2 separate regions of the Homo sapiens genome follow, and region 2 is linked to region 1. A link is an interaction called in ENCODE POLR2A ChIA-PET data of the cell type or tissue named here. Cell type or tissue: OCI-LY7. All regions are shown on one strand. Each heading gives the region's core, and the rest is flanking DNA. Links, peaks and the distances in the headings are about the cores only.

Region 1 (16,352 bases), core at 7,031-12,030:
CAAAAAGTACAAAAATTAGCCAGGTGTATTGGTACATGCCTGTAGTCCCAGCTACTTGAGAGGCTGAGGTGGGATGACTATTTGAGCCCAGGAGGCAGAGAATACAGTGAGTCGAAATCGCACCACTGCACTCCAGCCTGGGCAACAGAGCGAGGCCCTGTCTGAGAGAGAAAGAGAGAGAAGAGAGAGAGAGAAAAGAAAGAAGAGAGAGAGAGTTGTCATGTTATATCGCAGAGCATTTTTTAAAAATAGGTATTTTCTATACTGTTGCAAAATGTGTATTTTTTTTTTAACTCTGAAAGAGAAGAAATAGAGCTGTGGCTTATGTTTCAGGATTTCTGCAACTGATTCCAAGTACAATCAGGTCGACAATAGTAGAATCTGTTTTTCAACTAGGAAGTTGTGGGGAGGAAGACGAAGTTCCTGTATTCCTTTCTTTCCTCTCCCGTGAGGCTATGTTCGTACTGGATTACATAAAGGAAGCTGCAGGCTGGTCAGCCTCCATCTCAGAGCTGTGACCTTGCTGGATCTTGCTGCTTTGTGGAGCAGTGCTTAATATTTAGGGCCTTAAATTGAAATCAGGCACCCGAACAGATATTTGTACACCCTTTTTTTTTTTTTGAGAAGGAGTCTTTCCCTGTCGACCAGGCTCCAGTGCAGTGGTACAGACTTGGCTCACTGCAACCTCCACCTCCTGGGCTTAAGCAATTCTCCTGCCTCAGCCTCCCAGGCAGCTGGGATTACAGGCATGTACCACCATGCCCAGCTAAGTTTTGTATTTTTAGTAGACAGAGGGTTTTTGTCATTTTGGCCAGGCTGGTTTCAAACTCCTGACTTCAAGTGATCCGCCCTCCTCGGCCTCCCATAGTGCTGGGATTGCAGGCATGAGCCACCGTGCCCGCACCCGGCCTGTACACCCATCTTCATAGCAGCATTATTCACAATAGCCGAACAGTGTAAACAACCCAATCCGCAGATGAATGGCAAAACAAAATATGATGTAGAATAGACATACAATGGAATAGTATTCAACCTTAAAAAGGAAGGAAATCCTTATAAGTGCTAAAACTAAGTGAACCTAAGTGAAATAAACCAGACACCAAAGGACAACTATTGTATGATTGTACTTATATGAGGCACCTAGAATAGTCAAGTTTATGGAGACAGAAAGTAGAAAGGTAGTTACCAGGGACTGGAAGAGGCGGGAATTTAGAGTTGTTTAATGAGTACAGAGTTTTAGTCTGGGATGATTAAAAACTTCTGCAGATGAATGGTTGTGATATTTGCAAAACAATGTGAAGGTATGTAATGCCACTGACCTGTACGCTTAAAAAAGGTTAAGATGGGGCCGGGCATGGTGGCTCACGCCTGTAATCCCAGCACTTTGGGAGGCTGAGGCAGGCGGATCACAAGGTCAGGAGATAGAGACCATCCTGGCCAACATGGTGAAATGCAGTCTCTACTTAAAAAAATACAAAAAAAATTAGCCGGACGTGGCGGCGGGCACCTGCAGTTCCAACTACTCGGGAGGCTGAGGCAGGAGAATGGCATGAACCCGGGGGGACGGAGCTTGCAGTGAGCCGAGATCATGCCACTGCACTCCAGCATGGGCGACAGAGCAAGATTCTGTCTCAAAAAAAAAAAAAAAAAAAAAAAAAGGTTAAGATGGTAAATCTATGTGATAAGACAAAAACTTCAGCTGAATTAAATTTAAAGAAGTTTAATTGAGCAATGAACTATTCACAAATCAGGCAGCCACGTGGTGGAAGATTCATGGACAGAATAAGGAAAGGGAGGTTCGGAAACAGCTGGATTGGTTACAGGTCTGCATTTGCCTTATTCGAACACCGTTCGAACGGTTGGCTACATTTCATTGGCCAAAACTTGGTGATTGGCACAACTGTAGGCTATGGTCTGTTTACACCTCCACTTGTTATAGTTTACAATGTACAGCAAAACCTTTAGGCTGAACTTAAAATACGTAAGGAGGCAGCTTTAGGCTAAACTTGATTTAACATATGTGTCTTTTACCATAATTCTAAAAGAGAAGATTTAGGGCTTCAGGGTTAGCCCAATCTGCGTTCAAATTTATGTCTACCACTGACTAATGATACTGCTTTGACCTTGACCAAATTTGTTAGGCTAAGAGCCAACTTCCCCATCTCTGAAATGGAGATGATAGTATCACCTGCTTTACAATGTTATTGTAAGGGTAAATAGCACAACATATGTAAAACTCTGAGCCCAACACTCAGCAGATGGAAATGTTGAAAGAATGTTGTTTATATTATTAGCTGTTATCTTCTGGGAGAAGAGAACTGAAACCTCTAAGAGGAACTAACAGTTTGCAATGCTCTGCTTTCTTTGGCTGAAGTTTTCATGACCCTCTGCATAAATAAACGAGTTTAAAAAAAAAAATCTTCTCAGTTGTGCAGATGTTCCTTTCCAAATATCCAAGTTACTCCAGGAAGCAGGAGAAAACAACTCCAAATCAGAGAAGACTGGACACATGAGTAGAACAGGAATAAAGTAAACATATCTTAAAATGCAAATAAACATTATCTGCAATAATGCAAAATGAACTTGCAACCATCTCGATTAAATGGGGGAAGAAATCCTGTAGAGTCTAACAACCAGGAGGTGGTACACGGCGATTAGCTGTCCAGCACCCTTTAACTTAGGCTGGGTTTAATGCTACTAACAGTCTATTTAGTTAGTATGCCCTCCACTGTTTGAGTTTAGAAAATGTGACAATATTCATAAGTTCCGCCAAGGTTGGTTCTTCTGTCCTACTTTTCCCATAAAACCTGTTACCCCACCATGGAATTTCCTACTACTTTTTAGGCTAAAGTTTCCGGAAAATAACATTTAAGTTTTATGGAGGGAATTTTGTTGTATCATTGGTTACTTTCTAAGTGATTGTTTCTTCCCAGTACATTTAATTTAACTGTCACCAGTTACACTCGAGTAACAGAGAACTCTGTTTTCTATCTGCAGTCTTCCCTTTGACTGTATCAAACAATGCAGATCTTCAGCTCTGCCACTACGCCAATATCTCCCAGCTCAATCCTTGGTCTTCAACAAACAGGATTTCCACTTACCTGCTCTAACACCTGAGGATAGATGAATATTTTCCTGCTTACCCAACACACTTTGACCCAAACTTAATCTACCAGTGTCTTTGCTAACCAGCTCACCTATGCTGCCTGGACCTCCTGTTTCCAGGTGGGAAACCAGGACTGCCATATAGAACCCATGGCCTGATGGCAGCACCTGGCTCAGCTTGCCAAGCTCTATGCTTAGGGAGGTGACTTTATCCAGTTTTCACAAAAGTTCTGCCCAGGTTGTAAATGGTCTAGTGGACGATCACAGATACCGCTATCTGTAGAACCTCTCTTTGCCATCTGGGTCACATCCAGTCGGTTGCCAAGTCCTGAAAATTATACCTCCTTATTAATTCCCACATTTGTATTCTCTGAAAAGCCCTGCTCAAGCCCTCAGTATTTCATGCCCTACACACAAAGTTCTAAATCATAGAGTATCAAAATATTCTATGGAGCTTTATAAAGTGCACACTCCCCAGCCCCATTTCTGGAGACTGTAAATCCACAGATCTGGGATGGGGACCGGGCATAGTTATTTTTAAAAAGCTCTACAGACAATTTTGATGTATGACTCTCTCTGGTTGAAACTACAATATTCAGCCTCTGGTCCCTCAACCCCCTCCCTCCCAACCATAGTTGACCATTTAAACACTGCTGTCCAGTGCATCTTCACTGTGAAGATGGTACTGCACTCTTGATCTTTGGGACAAAATTTAGAATCAGAACAATAACCAGAGCATATACTCTTTCCTCTTAAAGATCGCAAGTGATGAGGTTAATGACGCAGTTGGAGAAAATTCTGGTCTGACTAACACTTTCATTAGAAACTTGGTTGCTCTGCTTGGCTGGCTAGGTGTTTGTTTCTCAAGTTTCTCTCCATCCTGGCCATTGCTATCCTCTATCACTAAGACCATTGCAATAACCTTCTAACCGGTTTCCCAACCTTCTGTTTTACTTCCTACTCTGCACTGTCACAAGTGAATCCATTCTCTGCACTGCCCACAAGTGAAATCATTCTGGACGTAAATTTTAGCAAAACATTAATTATGTTTAAAATTCTACAGCGATTTCCCAGTACCTTGTGAGAAATTCCATACTCCTACCAAGGCCTTCCCAGAGCTGGCCCATGACTAATTCTCTTGCCTTATGGCTGGCCTTTATCCCTTATGTCCACTAGGCTCAAGGACCCAATAAAGTTCTTGTAGGTCCACAAATGCTTTGTGCTTCTCATCCCTGCACCTTTCTTAATTTTTTTTTAAAATAGGGATGGGATCTCACCATGTTGACCAGGCTGGGCTTGAACTCCCGGACTCAAACGATCCCACCTTGGCCTCCCAGACTGCTAGGATTACAGGTGTGAGGCCATCACACCTGGCCATCCCTGACCTTTCAACGCACTGTTCCTCTATCTAAGATATTCTCTCCAACATATCCCCTTTCCCTTTCATCTGACCTATTTACCACTCATCTTCCAGCTTTCAACCTTCAACACTTCCTCACAAGTCCTTCCCTGGCCTTTTTTTAGGATCAGCCCCTTTACAGTGTGCTGGGATGGCATCCATAGTTCTCTTATCATCTCATCATCTTAATGGCTCCTTTAGTGTCTGTTTCCCCCATTAGACTGCAAACTCCCTGAGGGTAGGACCATGTGTAAGTTTATCACTGCTGTATCCCCATGTCTGAAGTGGGCACATGGCTTGTGCTAGATACATGTTTACTGGAATAATAAATGTTGAGATCAGCAGAAAAATAAAATATGTTGGTAAGCATTTTTATGTGAAACAATTAAATAAAGTATATATACATCTATTGATCCAATACTCTGTGCTAGACATTTTTCTAGGGCCTTGGAAAACAAAAGAACAAGATGGGTTCTCTGACCTCCTGGAGCTGACAATTTAATGCAGGAAATCAATGACTATAATCCAAGTCCACCGTAGCTTCAGTAAAGGTTATAAAAAGTGCCTAGAGTTTTATATATCAACTCTGGAAAAAAGCAGTGCTATAAATATCTAAAACAATGATTCTTGAAGGTGGGCTCAAACTATCCCATAGCCTTCCATATGTATTCTTTAGGGGCTGCCTGGGTTCCTCTCCCAGCTCCACTATTTTTTATCTGTGCAACTTGGAGCAAGTTACTTAACTTCTCTGTACTTCAGATTCATAATTTCTATTAGTACAAGGATTAAGAAATTAATGTATTAAAGTGTTTAGCACAGTGCTTGTCACATACTAAGGGCTCAAAATGTGAGTTTTCATCATTATTATCAAGACTTAATACAGGTGGGTGCCAGTGGTTCACGCCTGTAATCCCAGCACTTTGGGAGGCCAAGGCAGGCGGATCACTTGAGGTCAGGAGTTCAAGACCAGCCTGGCCAACATGGTGAAACCCCGTCTCTACTAAAAATACAAAAATTAGCCAAGCATGGTGGCATGCACCTGTAATCCCAGCTACTAGGGAGGCTGAAACAGGAGAATCACTTGAACCCAGGAGGCAGAGGCTGCAGTGAGAGAGATCACACCACTACACTCCAGCCTGGGCAACAGAGCATGACTTCGTCTCCAAAAAAAAAAAAAAGACTTCATAGTTACAGGAAGTTTCTAAGAATAAAATTTGATGTTTGTTGGTCAGGCACAGTGGCTCATGCCTATAATCCTAGCACTTTGGGAGGCAGAGGGGGGCGGATCACGAGGTCAGGAATTTGAGACCAGCCTGGCCAACATGGTGAAACCCCGTCTCTACTAAAAAATAAAAAAAATAGCTGGGTGTGGTAGCGGGTGCCTGTAATCCCAGCTACTTGGGAGGCTGAGGCAGGAGAATTACTTGAATCCAGGAGATGGAGGTTGCAGTGAGCCAAGATCATGCCACTTCGCTCTAGCCTGGGTGACAGAGCAAGAATCCGTCTCTAAAAACAACAACAAAAAAATTGATGTTGTACTGAAAAATTAGCATATTCTAGAGTTTATTAAGGACTGTAATTCAATATTCTACTCAGATGACTGTGCTAGGCAATGCTTGCTAATGTATCAAAGTTCCTATTGCCCATGCACCTGCTCACATGTGGGTTGGAATTCCTGAAGTTTTCATGAAGCACTTCTTGTCATTAATGTTGCCCTGAGATAGTTATATTTTTTATTGTGGCTCTCTTTGTTCTTTTAGCTATCAATTCCCATTAGTTTAGCTTCATTGTTACCTATTTAGTTTATTATTGGTGATCTGGCTGACTCAGAAATTATTAAATAGATGCATCAACAATATTTTCTCGGATTATAATTTTTCAATAATTATACTTTTAAAAAAGTATACCTTGCAGTTCATACTTAAGTGACTGCATTCCTATTGGACACACAAATGGAAACCCTTCCTTTTTCCCTCTCAATTGCTTTTATAATAACTCTTCATTGCTATTACTAAAATAACTAAATTATTTTACAAATAGAAAATTGAAGTAGGTGTTCTAGATGGGCGAAGGAGTCTCTTGCACATTCTAAGTAGACCTAAGTCAAAAAGCCTTGGACTGGCCAGGCACAGTAGTTTATGCCTGTAATCCCAGCACTTTGGAAGGCTGAGGCAGAAGGATCCCTTGAGCTCAGGAGTTTGAGACCAGCTTGGGCAATATAGCAAGACCCCATCTCTTAAAAAAAAAAAAAAAAACTAGCTGGGCATGGTGCACACACCTGTAGTCTCCGCTATTTGGAGGTGCTGAGGTGGGAGGATCACTTGAGTCCAGGAAGTTGAGGCTGCAGTGAGCCAAGATCATGCCACTGCACTCCAGCCTAGACAACACAGCAAGACTCTGTCTCAGAAAACAAATCCTGGCTGGGCACTGTGGCACACGCCTGTAATCCCAGCACTTTGGGAGGCCAAGGAAGGCAGATCCCCTGAGGTCAGGAGTTTGAGATCAGCCTGGCCAACATAGTGAAACCCCATCTCTACTAAAAATACAAAAATTAGCCAGGTGTGGTGGTGCATGCCTGTAGTCCTAGTTACTAGGGAGGCTAAGACACGAGAATCGCTTGAACCTGGGAGGGGGAAGTTGCAGTGAGTCAAGGTCACGCCACTGCACTCCAGCCTTGGTGACAGAGCAAGACCCTGTCTCAAAAAAAAAAAGAAAAAGAAAAAAAGAAAAAGAAAAACACAAATCCTTAAAATAAGAAACAAATGATTCACACGAGCACACACACACACAAATACACTTAAAACAATGTCTGGCATATAGAATGTACTATGTAAGTGTTTCTGTTATTATTTAGCACAATAGCTTTTGACCTTTTTTTAAAAAAAAAGATGGAACTCCCTTCTGTGGTAGGCTGAATAATGACCCTCAAAGAGATCTACACCCTAATCCCTGCAGCCTGTGCATATTACCTTATACGGAAAAGGGGTCTTTCGAGATGCGATTAAATTATAGCGCTTGTGACAAGGAGATCATCCTGGATTATCCAGATGGGCCCAAAATGCAATCAAAGGTTTCCTTCTAAGAGGGAGGCAAAAGGAGATTTGACATAGAAGAGAAAGAGAGAGATGTGATAATAATAGAAACAGAGAGGGGTTTGATGATGCTATACTGCTGGCTTTGAATAGGGAGGAGCTGGATGTGGTGGCACGCACTTGTAGTCCCAGCTCCAGCTACTAGAGAGGCTGAGGCAGGAGGATCCCTTGAGCCCAAAAACTCAAGGCTGCAGAGAGCTATGATCCCACCACTGCACTCCAGCCTGGGCAACAGAGCAAGATCCCATCTCAAAAAATCAAACAAAAAATAAAAGAGGAAGGAAGGGACCATGGGACCATGAGCCAAGAAATGCCACCGGAACTGGAACCACATAGAATTTCCAGAGGGACACAGACCTGTGACCCTTTAACTTTATGTAGCCTAAATGGATTTTGGTCTTAGGGCTTCTAGAACTGTAAGAGAATAAATGAGTGATGTTTCAGAGTAACAAATTTTACAGCAGCCACAGGAAACTAATATAGGTCCTTTATTTCTTTAAATCTTATCTGAAAGGTTATTTTATATTATTACATTTTATTACATCTCAGTAACAATCAAAACTTTAAAAAATTAGTGGAAGAAAGATTAAGCTGTGGAAAGAAAGGTCAGAACAGGTCTCAATTGAAAAAACTGCTACTACTTTCTCTTTGATAAGGGTCCTAGGAATCTCTTGGGGGAAAGCTTCAAACTGTAGTAAATGCAGTTTGGAGGAGTTGTGGTGTAATAAAGTAATGCAGCTTCTTACTCCAAAAGCAGACGCTTCAAACCTGCAGTTATAAAATGAGTAAGCTGGAGACCTAATGTGCTGCGTAGTGACTATAATTAATAATGTATCATATACTTGAAATTTGCTAAAACAGTTGACCTTAAGTATTCTCACCACACAAACACACACACAAAGGTAAGTAGGTGAGGTGATGAATATGTTGATTAGCTTGATTATGATGATCATTTCACAATGTGTATGCATATTAAAATGTCATGTTGTATCATAGTTTGCCAAGAGTAAAAGCAAAAAAAAAATCACTTTGCATACCTTGAATAGGTACAATTTTTGTCAATTATACTTCAATAAAGCTGAAAAGGCCAGATGCCATGACTCACGCCTGTAGTCCCAGCATTTTGGGAGGTGAGGCAGGAAGATCACCTGATGCCAGGAGTTTGAGACCAGCCCGAGCAACACAGCGAGACCTCATCTCTACCAAAAAATACAAAAATTAGCCAGGTGTGGTGGCACGTGTCTATAGTCCCAGCTACTCAGGAGGCTGAGGTGGGAGGATCCTTTGAACCCAGGAGATCAAGAGTGCAGTGAGCCACTGCACTCCAGCCTGGGTGACAGAGCAACGCCCTGTCTCAAAAAAAAAAAAAAAAAAAAAAAAAAAAGCTGAGAAAATAAAAACAAGCCAAAAGGTATGTCTTTGTGTGCTTCAGGATTAAATTTTGAGATAAGACTAGCTTACACACTGCAGGAGGACTAAACAGATTGTACTTCCCTTATATAATACTTTTATTATAATGTAAATGATGATGGTATACATCTAATGTCTGAAAGTACTATTGCCTTACAATACTAAACAGAGTAAATAATGTACCCATTCTACACATGAGGAATCCATTTTTCCCAAAATGAAGAAAGTGATGTGACTTGCCCAACATCACAGATCTACCAAGGGATGTGGCTGGAAATCTCCTTCTGCTAAAATGCTCAAGAAGGACATGACCCAAAATGCATTCGTGGCTCCCTTAGACAAAAATCCTTTCCAGAGGGGAAGAGCACCTGTTTTTACAGTGAAGGGGAAGGATGTAGATGTGTCTGGGCGGGGAGCGGGCACAGGAGATGTTTTTCACTTCCCCATTCCAATGTGAATGAGGGGGCAGCCCACACAGCAGACACTGTGGGAAATGTTCAGCTGCCCAAAGAGCTGTCCCCCTCTCCTGCGTTCCTGTCTCCCCCATTTGCAGTCCCAACTTAAAGTTGAACCAACTTGTGTGTTTTCTTTGTCCTGACAAAAGGAAAGGGAACTAATCCTCATTGGCGTCATCCTCTGTGCTAGCATTTGGCATGAGTTTTCTTACTGGTTCTGGAAAGCCAGGCCGCATCACAGCAGCTATTTAAAAATCCAGGTCTGGAACTTGAAATAATGAATTTGGTAACCATTAGCATGGAAGAAAAACATAAAGCCAAGAAACCTCCTTTAAGAGAGAAAACTAGGCAGATTGCTAGTGTCAAATTGCTACAGAGAAGTAAAAAAAAAAAAAAAAAAAAAAAATATATATATATGATTGGGAAAGGTCAGAAGATTTGGAGTGCATAATAAAATTGGAATGACCTAAAGCCCATCTGTTTTGTGGTGTGGTGTATAGTGGATTAAGCTCATGGGCTTTGAAATCAGATGGTCTGGGTTTACCTGTGTATTCATTCATTGTGTAAATATTGATTTGGTATTACTATTTGCTATTCTCTGTACTCATGGTGTTTATATTCTAGAAGAGATAGATAACAATCATGTAAACAAGTAGATATATAATAAATACTATTGATTAATTCATTCTCCCAATACATACTACAGTTATCTAGGAGATAGGGTCAGAAAGGCAACTAAAGCCAGAGAGTTTAGGATCTGGTAGTCCATTGTGAGGGCTGTGGCTCTTACTCTAAATGAGACAGGAACCTATTGGTGGGTGTTGAGCAGAAAAGTGACATGATCTGACTCATATTTCTAAAAGATCACTTTGGCTGCTATGCAGAGAATAAGCTGAAGAAACCTAGAGCAGAAGCAGGGAGATCAGTGAGGAGATTATCACAATAATCTCGGCGAGAAGCAGTGATGGTGATGAGGCCGGGGGAACCCCATGGAGGCAGTGTGAAGTGTTTGCAGCCGGGATCTAAGTTGAGGGTAGAGAACAGGATTTCCTGACAGATTGGGCAGGAGGAATGAGAAAAGGAGAGAAGTGAAAGGTGACCCTAAACTTTCGCTCTGAGGGATTGGAAGACTAGAGGTGCCATTCATTGAAATAAAGAAGACTGCAAGAATAACAGATTGAAGGAAGGCGGGAGGAAGATCAGGGCTCATTTTTGTAAGTTTATGGTAAACTCGAGGAAGTTTATAGACAGCCAAGTGGTATGTCAAGTTGGAAATTGGTTATCACAGCTTGGAGTTCAGAAGAGAGGTCCATGGACTAGGCGTGAGGGCTCATGCTTATAATCCCAGCACTTTCGGAGGCTGAGGCAGAAAGACTGCTTGAGGCCAGGAGTTTAAGACAAGACTGGGCAGCATAGTGAGACCCCCATCTCTACAAAAAATAAAATAATAAGCTGGGTGTAGTGGCATGCAGATGTAGTTCCAGCTACTTGGGAGGCTGAGGCAGGAGAATCACTTGAGCCCAGGAATCCAAGGCTGCAGTGAGCCACGATTGAGCCACAGCCTGGGCAACAGAGTGAGACCTTATCTCTAAAAGAAAAAAAAAAAAAAAAAAAAAAAAAGAGGTCCAGGCTGAAATAAACAGCTGCTAAACTAAAAGGAAAAATGAGGCAGGCTGTTGGAGATAAAGATCAATAAGGGTTAAGGATGCCATTCTAGATAGGAGAGCTAAAGACCTCACTGAAAAGGGATATTTGAACAGAGACCTGGTTGAAGGGAAGGAGAAACCCACTCAGTTATCAGAGGGAAGGGGAGCCCAGCAGAGGAAAGAGCACACTCAGGACTAGTGGAGAGCATGCTTGGCTTTGAGAGGAAGAGCCAGAAGTTCAATGGGGTCACCAAGAGATGGCCTGGTAAGGATATAAAACCAGAGAAGTAGCAAGGGATTACATCATGCATTCCAGTCCTTGCTCTGCCACTTGCTAAGAGTACACCCTGGCTGGGTGCAGTGGTTCATGCCTGTAATCCCAGCACTTTGGGAGGCCGAGGTGGGCAGATGCTTGAGGCTAGGCATTTGAGATGAGACCAACCTGGCCAACATAATGAAACCCCAGCTCTACTAAAGATACAAAAATTAGCCAGGTGTGATGACACACACCTGTAGTCCCAGCTATTCGGGAGGCTGAGACAGGAGAAACACTTCAACCCAGAAGGTGGAGGTTGTAGTGAGCCGAGATCGTGCCACTGCACTCCAGCCTGGGTGACAGAGCGAGACCCTGACTCAAAAAAAAAAAAAAAAAAAAAAAAGAGTACACCCTTAGATAAATTACGTACCTTTTCTCAGCTCCATTTTCTTTATAATGGGGTAGTAATGGAACTTACCCACTTAGGATATTGAGAGAATCAGATGAGATCACGTACACAAAGCATTTAACACAGTGCCTGCAGCATAGGTGAAATTTCCCGGGTATTCACTAAGTACATTTCAAAGTGTCCTGCAGCATCTCCTGTGTGGTTTCTGGGTGAATAATTTCATCTCTCTGGGAAGTTTGGGTTTTGTGGTTGGTGTTAGGCTCCTCAGCTCCTCAGCTTCCATTTTGCTGGTCCTGCTGGCACAGTCACCCATCTGGTAGTTTGTCCTTGATAACCACAGCTCATGGGCACTTTCGGATGGGCAGGGGAGTCTGGGAGATCCACAGTCACTGACTTGAATTGCAGATGGTGTGACTCCGTGCTCACCCACAACCTCCAGCTCGTTGGTTCTAACACTGGATCTCCCCCCCGCCAACAAGGGTTACTCCAGGGTTGGCAAGACGTCCAGTCAAGTCATTCCATCCCCAGATAAGCTCTCACCAATCTCTTGGCAAGAAACCCAGTCACATCTGGCCTTGACTAATGATATTAGTCTTCACCCTGAATCTCAAGGGAGCAATGTCCCAGAGGCTTCTACTCTGGATGTTCCTTCCTCCCTACTCAACTGGCATAAAAAGGGGAGGGTTAAAACACAGAAGTTTGCTCTACTTAAGCATAGCTATGTTGGGAAAATGCATTTCATTTCATACATCAAATGTAAGTTAAGACCCCCGACACAATATCCTGGGAACACCCTGATGCAAGGTTAAGGGGGGAAAACTGTAAAGATTGAGGGAAAGAGAGAAAAAGGAGAGCAGATAAAATGAATTTTTATTAAGTCTTACCCAACATTGAGTCAACCATTCAGAAAAAAAAAATCAGATAATATGCTAATGACTACAACCTAGCCAGATGCTAACACACACCCTCTATTGTGCTTCAGAGTGAACCAGGTTCATCCTTTCTCAGGAGAGTCTGACCATTGCTCTTCCAATTTTCAGTACGAAAATGTGATAAGGAATGAGACCAAGTCAAGGGCTACGGAGAACAGGAAAAGCTGAATGCAAGCAACAATCTGACTGTCAAAGACGAACTAAGCTGGACACTAGCTAAAGCCAGAAGGATAGATTTTATTCAGTAATAACTATCGCTATAGGGAAGGAGTCCAGCAGGAACTGAACTTTAGCTTCAATGAAACAGAAGGAAGAGACTTTTTTTTTTTTTTTTTGACAGAGTCTTGCTCTGTTGCCCAGGCTGGAGTGCAATGGCGCAATCTCAGCTCACTGCAACCTCTGCCTCCCGGGTTCAAGTGATTCTCCTGCCTCAGCCTGCCAAGTAGCTGGGATTACAGGCATGCGCCACCACGCCCGGCTAATTTTTATATTTTTAGTAGAGACAGGGTTTCGCCAAGTTGGCCAGGCTAGTCTCAAACTCCTGACCTCAGGTGATCTGCCCGCCTCAGCTTCCCAAAGTGCTGGGATTACAAGCGTGAGTCATCGTGCCTGGCCTTCAACCTGAAGAAATCTTGTCATATGTCTCCATATATGATCTCATGTTCTCATCCTTTAATTCCTTTTCTTTCATTTGAAACAATGTCCTAATTTACTTCAGTGTAGAAAAATGGCCTCCTGATAAAAAGATTGTAAAACATGCTGAGAAACCTACTAAGAAAAAGATTGTAAAACATTTCATCCCTTATATGTTAATTAGAATATGGACAAAGTTGCTGTAACTGAAGCCCAAAATAACAGTAAACAAGGAGTTCATTTCTCTTCCATGTAATAGTCTGGGACTGGCATAGCAGGGACCCAGGCTCCTTTAACCTGGTTACTCAGCTGTCTCTAGGATAGTACATGCATATTGTCTAGGGTGGATCCTGTGACCACATTCCATAAAGCAGGTTGGAGGAAGAAGCAGGAAAGAGATTTAAGAACATGTCTGGGAAGTAAGACATACCACTGCTGGTCTCTTGGAAGTCTTATTGCTGTAGAAGAAGGGAATATTTCAATTATGTATTTCTATGTAACAAACTTTTCCAACACCTAGTGGCTTAAAATATATCAACTTTTTATTATCGGTCATAATTATGTGAATTGAATGGGCAGTCCCTCTACTGACCTTGCTTAGAGTTTCCCAGGCAATTAAAGTCAGATGATGGTTGCAGCTATCATGTCCAACATGCTCACTCGCATCTGCAGTGCCTTGGTAGGGACGGCTGGAAGACTGACCTCAGCTGGCATGCGTGGAGTGTTGGGCCTTTCCATATAGAAAGGTCTCTCCATAAAGACTCAGGTCTCTCCCTTTCCATAAGACCTTTCTGCATGATCTCTCTTAAAGGGTGGCCTGACTTCTTAAATGGCAGCCTAGGCTTCCCCAAAGTGCAAAACTTTAAGTGCCAGACCTTCCTAATGCTTAGGGCCTGGCACAGCCTCACTTCAACCACATTTTATGAGTTAAAACAAGCCTCAGGCCTAGCACAGATGCAAGGGGAGGAGACTGATCAGGTGTAGGTCCTAGGGCGCATGGCACATTGGAGGCCACTGCTGGAGCTGATTATGATAAGATGTATGTATACTGAGTATATGTATTTGTTTGCTAGAGCTGCCATACAAAATGCCATAAACTGGGTGGCCGTAAACAAAAGACTTACTATCTCAGGGCAGGTGCAGTGACTCACACCTGTAATCCCAGCACTTTGGGAAGCCGAGGCAGGTGGATCATGAGGCAAGGAGTTTGAGACCAGCCTGTCCAATATTTGTGAAACCATGTCTCTACTAAAAAAAAAAAAAAAAAAAAAACCATAAAAATTAGCCGGGCATGGTGGCGCGCCTGTAGTCCCAGCTACTCGGGATACTGAGGCAGGAGAATCGCTTGAACCCAGGAGGCAGAGGTTTCAATGAGCCAAGATTACGCCACTGCACTCCAGCCTGGGGGGCAGAGTGAGACTCCATCTCAAAAAAAAGAAAAAAGAAAAAAGAAACTTACTATCTCTGGAGACTAGAAATCCAAGATCAAGGTGTCTGCAGGCTTGATTCCTTGAAAGCTCTGAGAGAAAAAAAATCTGTTCCAGGCCTCTCCCCTTGGTTTGTGGACTGCCATCTTCTCCCTTTGTCTCTTCATGTTGTCTTCCCTCTGTGTGTATCTCTGACCAAAATTTCCCCTTCTTACAAGGACACCAGTTATACTGGATTAGGTTCTACCCTAATGGCCTCTTCACTTTAACTTGATTACCTCTGTAAACATCCTATCACCAAATAAAGCCACATTGTTAGGTATTGGGGGTTAGGACTTCAACATAGGAATTTTCAGGGTGCATGATTAGACCCATGACACTGAGGAACAACTAACAGTCTTTGATAAGCTTTGCAATACATTAACCTTTTACTTCCCTAGAAATACGTTGATAATAATTTCCTCCTTGCATTGTACTTTTTATTATTTCTTGAAAAAAATTGGACATTTAAAATATATTTTCTACTTTTTGCCTGTGTACATTATCTTATAAATCAAAATTGTCACTGGCAACACAAAGTTCATGTCACGAAAAGGCAGAAATATGCAGTTCCAATTTTGCTCTGTCTGTTCTGTTAAAGAGCCTCATATTCAGTTTAGAAAGAAATAACAGGAAACTTTAGCCTAAAAACAAGTGAGACAATTTAAGAGAAAACTTTAAGACCTCTAAATCAATATCAGGGCCCAAAGGAATTAAGTTTTATCATTCTAAGAAAATATGAAAAATAAAGCATCCTGTTGCTATAGAGTTACCTGATTATATCAGGTCCTCCTGAGCCTGTCATAGCAGATGATGTACCCAAAAACAACATAGGCTGGAATACTCATCTGCACACACAGGAAATATGTACAAAGACGGTCATTGCTGCTGCACTGTTTGAAAGAGTATGAAATAGGGGGAAAAGACCTAAATGTTCCATTCTCATTAGGGGTTTGCTTATATAAGACATAATGTATCTGCACCATGAAATAACGCAACAATTTTTAAAAATGCAGCTGTATTATACGTAGACAAGGAAGATCTCCAAGACACATTGTTGAGTAATACAAAGTAAAAAACTAAACACACAAACAATATGTATTTTCTACAATTATATGTAATGCATATACATATATGTGTGCACATATATGTATGTGGATATATATATTTGTACTTATATACGTGTGTGTATATGTGTATGCATAGACATGTGTGTATACACATGCATGAAAGTATATAGGAGATAAAAGCTGTGCAAAGATATGATTCTCTCTAAACAGAAAAAGAGCCAGAATTGAGGATGGGGAACAGTCCAGAAATGATTTTATTTATAATGACTTAATTTTTTTACCAGGATATTATATTCATTTTTATATGTTTAATAAAGATCTAATGTAAAAATGTAAGAGAAGCAACACAGCGCAGTGGCTAAAAGCATAGACACAGAAGCCAGACTATGAATTTGAAGCCCAGATTTGTCACTTTCTACCCATGTGACTTTGAGCTGTTTATCTTCTCTGCATCAGTCTCCTCAATAATCAAGTAAGAA
Region 2 (5,000 bases), core at 1-5,000, 78 kb before region 1:
AAAAAAAAAAAAAGTACAAAGGAAAGTTTATATCAATAAATGACTACATTAAAAAAGAAAGATCTCAAAGAACCAAACTTTATACCTCAAGGAACTAGAGAAAAGAAAACAAACCAAATTCAAAATTAGCAGAATTTCAAGGGAATAATAAAGATTAGAGCAGATATAAATGAAATAGAGAATAGAAAGACAATGGAATAAAGCAACCAAACTTAGAATTTGTGTTTTGAAAGGATCAACCAAATTGACAGATCCTTAGCTAGACTAATTAAAATAAAGAGAAGACTTGAATAAATAGTTAGACATTAAAGAGGAGACATTACAACTAATGCCAAAGAAATAAAAAATATTATGAGACTACTGTGAATAACCTAGAAGAAATGTATAAATGTAGAAATTCCTAGACAAATGCAATCTGTTATGACTGAATCATGAAGAAATAGGAAATTTCAACCAACCTATCACTAGTAAGGTGATTGAACCAGTAATAAAAAGACCTTTTGTTTAAAACAAACAAACAAACAAACAAACAAAAAAAAACCCAGGACCAGATGGCTTTACTGGAGAATTATCCCAAACATTTAAAAAAGAATTTATGACAGTTCTTCTCAAACTCTTCCAAAAAAAAAAAAGACTGGAGAGGAGGGGACACTTCTAAACTATTTTATGAGGCCTGTATTACCATAATACCAAATCCAGACAAAGATACTACAAGAAAAGAAAATTACAGACCAATATAACCAATAAATATTGATGCAAAAATCTTTGACAAAATATGAGGAAATCAATTTAAACAGTACATTAAAAGATTATATACCATGACCAAGTGGGATTTATCCCTGGAATGCAAGGATGATTCAGTATACAAAAAAAAATCAGTCAGTGTAATACACCACATTAACAGAACAAAGAATGAAAATCACATGATTATCTCAACTGATGCAGAAAATGCATTTGAAAAAATTCAACATGCTTTTATAATAAAAATATTCAACAAACTAGGAATAAAAGAATTCCCTCAACATAAGAAAGGTCAAGTATGAAAAGTCTATAGCTAACATCATTCTAGATGGTGAAAAACTGAAAGCTTTCTTCCAAGATCAGGAACAAGACAAGAATGCTCACTCTTACCACTTCTATTAAACACAGTACTGGAAGTCCTAGTCAGAGCAATTAGGAAAGAAAAAAATATATAAAAAGCATCCAATTTGGAAAGGAGGAAATAAAATTATCTCTGTTCACAAAATGACATGATCTTATATGTAGAAAACTTTAAAGATTCCACATTTCAAATGCTCTTAAAACTAATAAACTATTCAGCAAAGTCAAAGTTTCTAGGTGCAAATTTTTTTTTTCTTTTTGAGACAGGATTTTGCTCTGCCACACAGGATGGAGTACAATGGCACAATCACAGCTCACTGGAGCCTCAACCTGGGCTCAAGTAATCCTGCCAGCTTAGCCTCCCAAATAGCTGGGTCCACAGACATGTGCCACCATGCCAGGCTAGTTTTTTTTCATCTGTAGAGACATGATCTTGCTATGTTGCCCAGGCTGGTCTTGAACTCCTGGACTCAAGTGATCCTTCTGCCTCAGCCTCCCAAAGTGCAGGGTACAAAATTAACATAAAAGATTAGTTGAATTTCTGAACAGTAACAATATGAAAGGAAATTAAGAAAACAGTTCCATTTATGATAGCATCAAAAAAGTAAAATACTTAGGAATAAACTTAATGAACAAGGTGAAAGACTTGTACACTGAAAACTTAAAACATTGCTTAAAAAAGTTAAGACATAAATAAATGGAAAGATATCACATGTTCACGGATTGGAAGACAATGTTGTTAAAATGTCCATACTACCCAAAGCAATCTGTAAATTCAATGGAATCTTTATCAAAATCCCAATGGCATTTTTTTTGTGTGGAAACAGAAAAACAGTCCTAAAACTCATATTTACTCCAAATAGCCAAAACAATCATGAGAAAGAAGAACAAAATTGAAGGCCTCACACTTCCTAATTTCAAAACATATTACAGAGTGATGGTAATCAAAACAATATGGTACTGGCATAAAGACAGACATGTAGACCAATAAAACAGAATAGAGATCCTCATGTATATGGTCAAATAATCCTCAACAGTGAGCCAAGACTACATAGTGGTGGAAGGATAGTGTCAAAAAATGGTGTGGAGAAAAGTGGAGGTCCACATTGCAAAAGAAAGTAATTGGACCCTTATCTTAGAGCGTAAGCATACAAAAAAATCACTCAAACTGAATTAAATACCTAAATCTAAGACCTGAAACTGTAAAACTCCTAGAGGAAAACAGGAGGGGGAAAGCTTCATGGCATTGTATTTGGTAAGGATTTCTTGGAAATGACACCAAATGCACAGGCAACAAAAACAAAAATAGACAAATTGGACTACATTACACTAAAATCTTCTGCACAGTAAACAGTCAACAGAGTGAAAAGACAAGCTACAGAATGAGAGAAAATATTTGCAAACCATATATTTGATAAGGTGTTAATATCCAGGATACACAAAGAACTCCTACAACTCAAATTACAGAATAAATAACCCTATTGAAAAATAGGCAAAGGACTTGAATAGATAATTTTCCTAAGAAGAAGTACAAATGGCCAACAAGCATAAAAAAGATACTTAACATCACCGATCATCAGGGAAATGTGAATCAAAACCACAATGAGGCCAGGCACAGTGGTTTACGCCTGTAATCCCAGCACTTTGGGAGGCCAAGGGCAGGTGAATCAACTTGAGACCAGGAGGTTGAGATCAGCCTGGCTGATATGGTAAAACCCCATCTCTACTACAAGTACAAAAATTAGCTGGGCATGGTGGTGCATACCTGTAATCCCAGCTACTCAGGAGGCTGAGGCACAAGAATTGCTTGAGCCTGGGAGGCAAAGGTTGAGTGAGGTAAGCCAAGATTGTGCCACTGCACTCCAGCCTGGGTGATAAAACAAGATTCTGTTGAAAAAAAAAAAAAAAAAAAAACACAATGAGATATCACCTTAACCTGTTAGGATGACTAATATTAAAAATAAATAAATAAAATTTAAAAATAAACACAAAATAGTAAGTGTTGATGGGGATATAGAGAATCTTTCTCCCTCTGATCTCATTGAAACCACAGCCAACACTTCAGGAGCCACAGTGACCTGTCTGAACCATTCCACATCCTTCATACACTAAGCCACAGGCAAGTCAAACCATCCACATGCCTTGAAATTTGCTTTGATGATTGCTATAGTCATGCTGGCCCTTCTGGAAGGAATTCCATTTCCCCTTACCTCCATACTTCCCAATACTAATTAGATCCTCACTGCCAGCCTACATGTAACCTACTTCATGAATCCTCTTGGTTACCCACTTAGAGGTGATATTTTCCCCACACCTTTGTTTCCTTAACATTTTATTTACACCTCTCTTTTAGCATATGTCACCTTGTATTACATTTCTATGGATACAAATCTGATCTCTTTTAGTAGATCAAATTCAGCTTAAAGTCAGAGCCTGTATTTAGGTCATCTTTCTTTTCTCCACACTGCTCATCAGCAGTGCTGTGTACCTAATACATGTTCAATAAACATCTGTTGAATAAAGATTAAGTGAATTGTTGAATGAATAAATGGGGTCTATAGATAATTTTATACGGTTGCAGAAATGGATAAATATGTATGAACTCTGCCTATCTCTCTAAATCCATTTGGCAACTTTCTCTTTTACACTCCTTTTTCATACCAATCATATTTACATTCATCAAAAGTCTTTCATCTACCAGATATTATGCTTAATGTTTAAGGTTCTCAATAGGTGGTACTAATTGGGCATTGTAAAAAAAAACTGTTGACAACACAATGTGCACTAGATTTTGTCTCCTTCCCTGCAAAAACAAATGTAAAACTAATGTAAAAATCACTTTGCCTCTTCTTTTGGCACTTAGCAAGGAATGACTCAATGAATGAACTGCCAAGGAAATCAGTAAGGAATTTGAGCAGTTGGAGAAAATCTTTCCCCTGCTAGATGAAGTGTCACAGGGAAAGAAAACCAACAGCAAAGAGATAAAAGCAAAGTGAAATCCTAACTATGTGATCTAATTTAATATACAGGCTTCTAATTTAATATACAGGGAATTCTCCTTCACCAAATCCAAATGAAAACAATGTTTTAAACTTCCCCATCTGAAAGGTGAGAAAGAATTTTCCTAATTTGACCGCAAGATGTATATATTTGCAATTATGGAACAGGAATTGAAAAGGCAAAACTGTCAGTTATATCTGAACAATTCTAGAAGTCACTTGGCCAAATGGATGAATTTGTATCATAAGCCTGCTGGGTTTCCAAATGTGGCTGAGTCTTGTCTGTAAGAGCAACATAGCAGCCAAATAGAACTCTAGTAGCTCTGCCATTCCAGAATAGTACAACTGTCAATTTCACTGACTTGGGTTGAGATCCCACTTCTTCCATCTTCTATGTGCTCACCCTCACCTATAACATGTGAAGCCATCATAGCGGTATTATTGTGAGGGTGACGTGTGATATATTTAATGGCATAGCAAAATGCCTGGCATGTAGGAAGGAGCCAGTCTATCCTAGCTATTAGTATCCACCCTATTGCATACCCTCTGAGGAAAGCGGTCCAGAGACCTTGCCATTCTCACATCAGAGGCCACTCATAAATGGGAAAACATAAACCAAGTGGGAAGTAGTTTATCTCCTTAGAAATTCTTGCTAAGGCAAAGAATTCAAAGGAACACATTTCCTTATTGCAAACACGCTGCATTTAAAGTCTAATTAACTTTCCCACTAACATAATGACAGGCTATATAGACACTGCCCCAGCCTGAAGGGAGTTTCACATTCTGAGATGAAAAGACAGCAACATTATAATTCAACCAATGTGGTTGAAAGTGCCTTCCCTATAGTGCTCTTGTACAATACAGGGTTGATTGGAAATTATGCCCTATTTTCAAGAAGAT

The links. Peaks named below come from ENCODE experiments on the same cell type or tissue, not always from the same donor. Only the 100,000 strongest peaks of a DNase experiment are listed, where the experiment ranks them.
Region 2: POLR2A ChIA-PET joins it to region 1 with 6 read pairs; 2 of 35 experiments call an interaction of 5 or more read pairs at or near these places.

The regions. Positions count from the first base shown.
Region 1 is chr4:140,793,978-140,810,329 of GRCh38, reverse strand. No RefSeq gene overlaps it. Among named protein-coding and RNA genes, the nearest start is that of TBC1D9, 46 kb to the right of the region's middle. In OCI-LY7, for the core only: no CTCF peak of the experiment used is centred there; a DNase peak (open chromatin) is centred at 9,419.
Region 2 is chr4:140,876,180-140,881,179 of GRCh38, reverse strand. The region is part of intron 6 of RNF150 (ring finger protein 150); the gene reads left to right. Among named protein-coding and RNA genes, the nearest start is that of TBC1D9, 120 kb to the right of the region's middle. In OCI-LY7, for the core only: no CTCF peak of the experiment used is centred there; no DNase peak of the experiment used is centred there.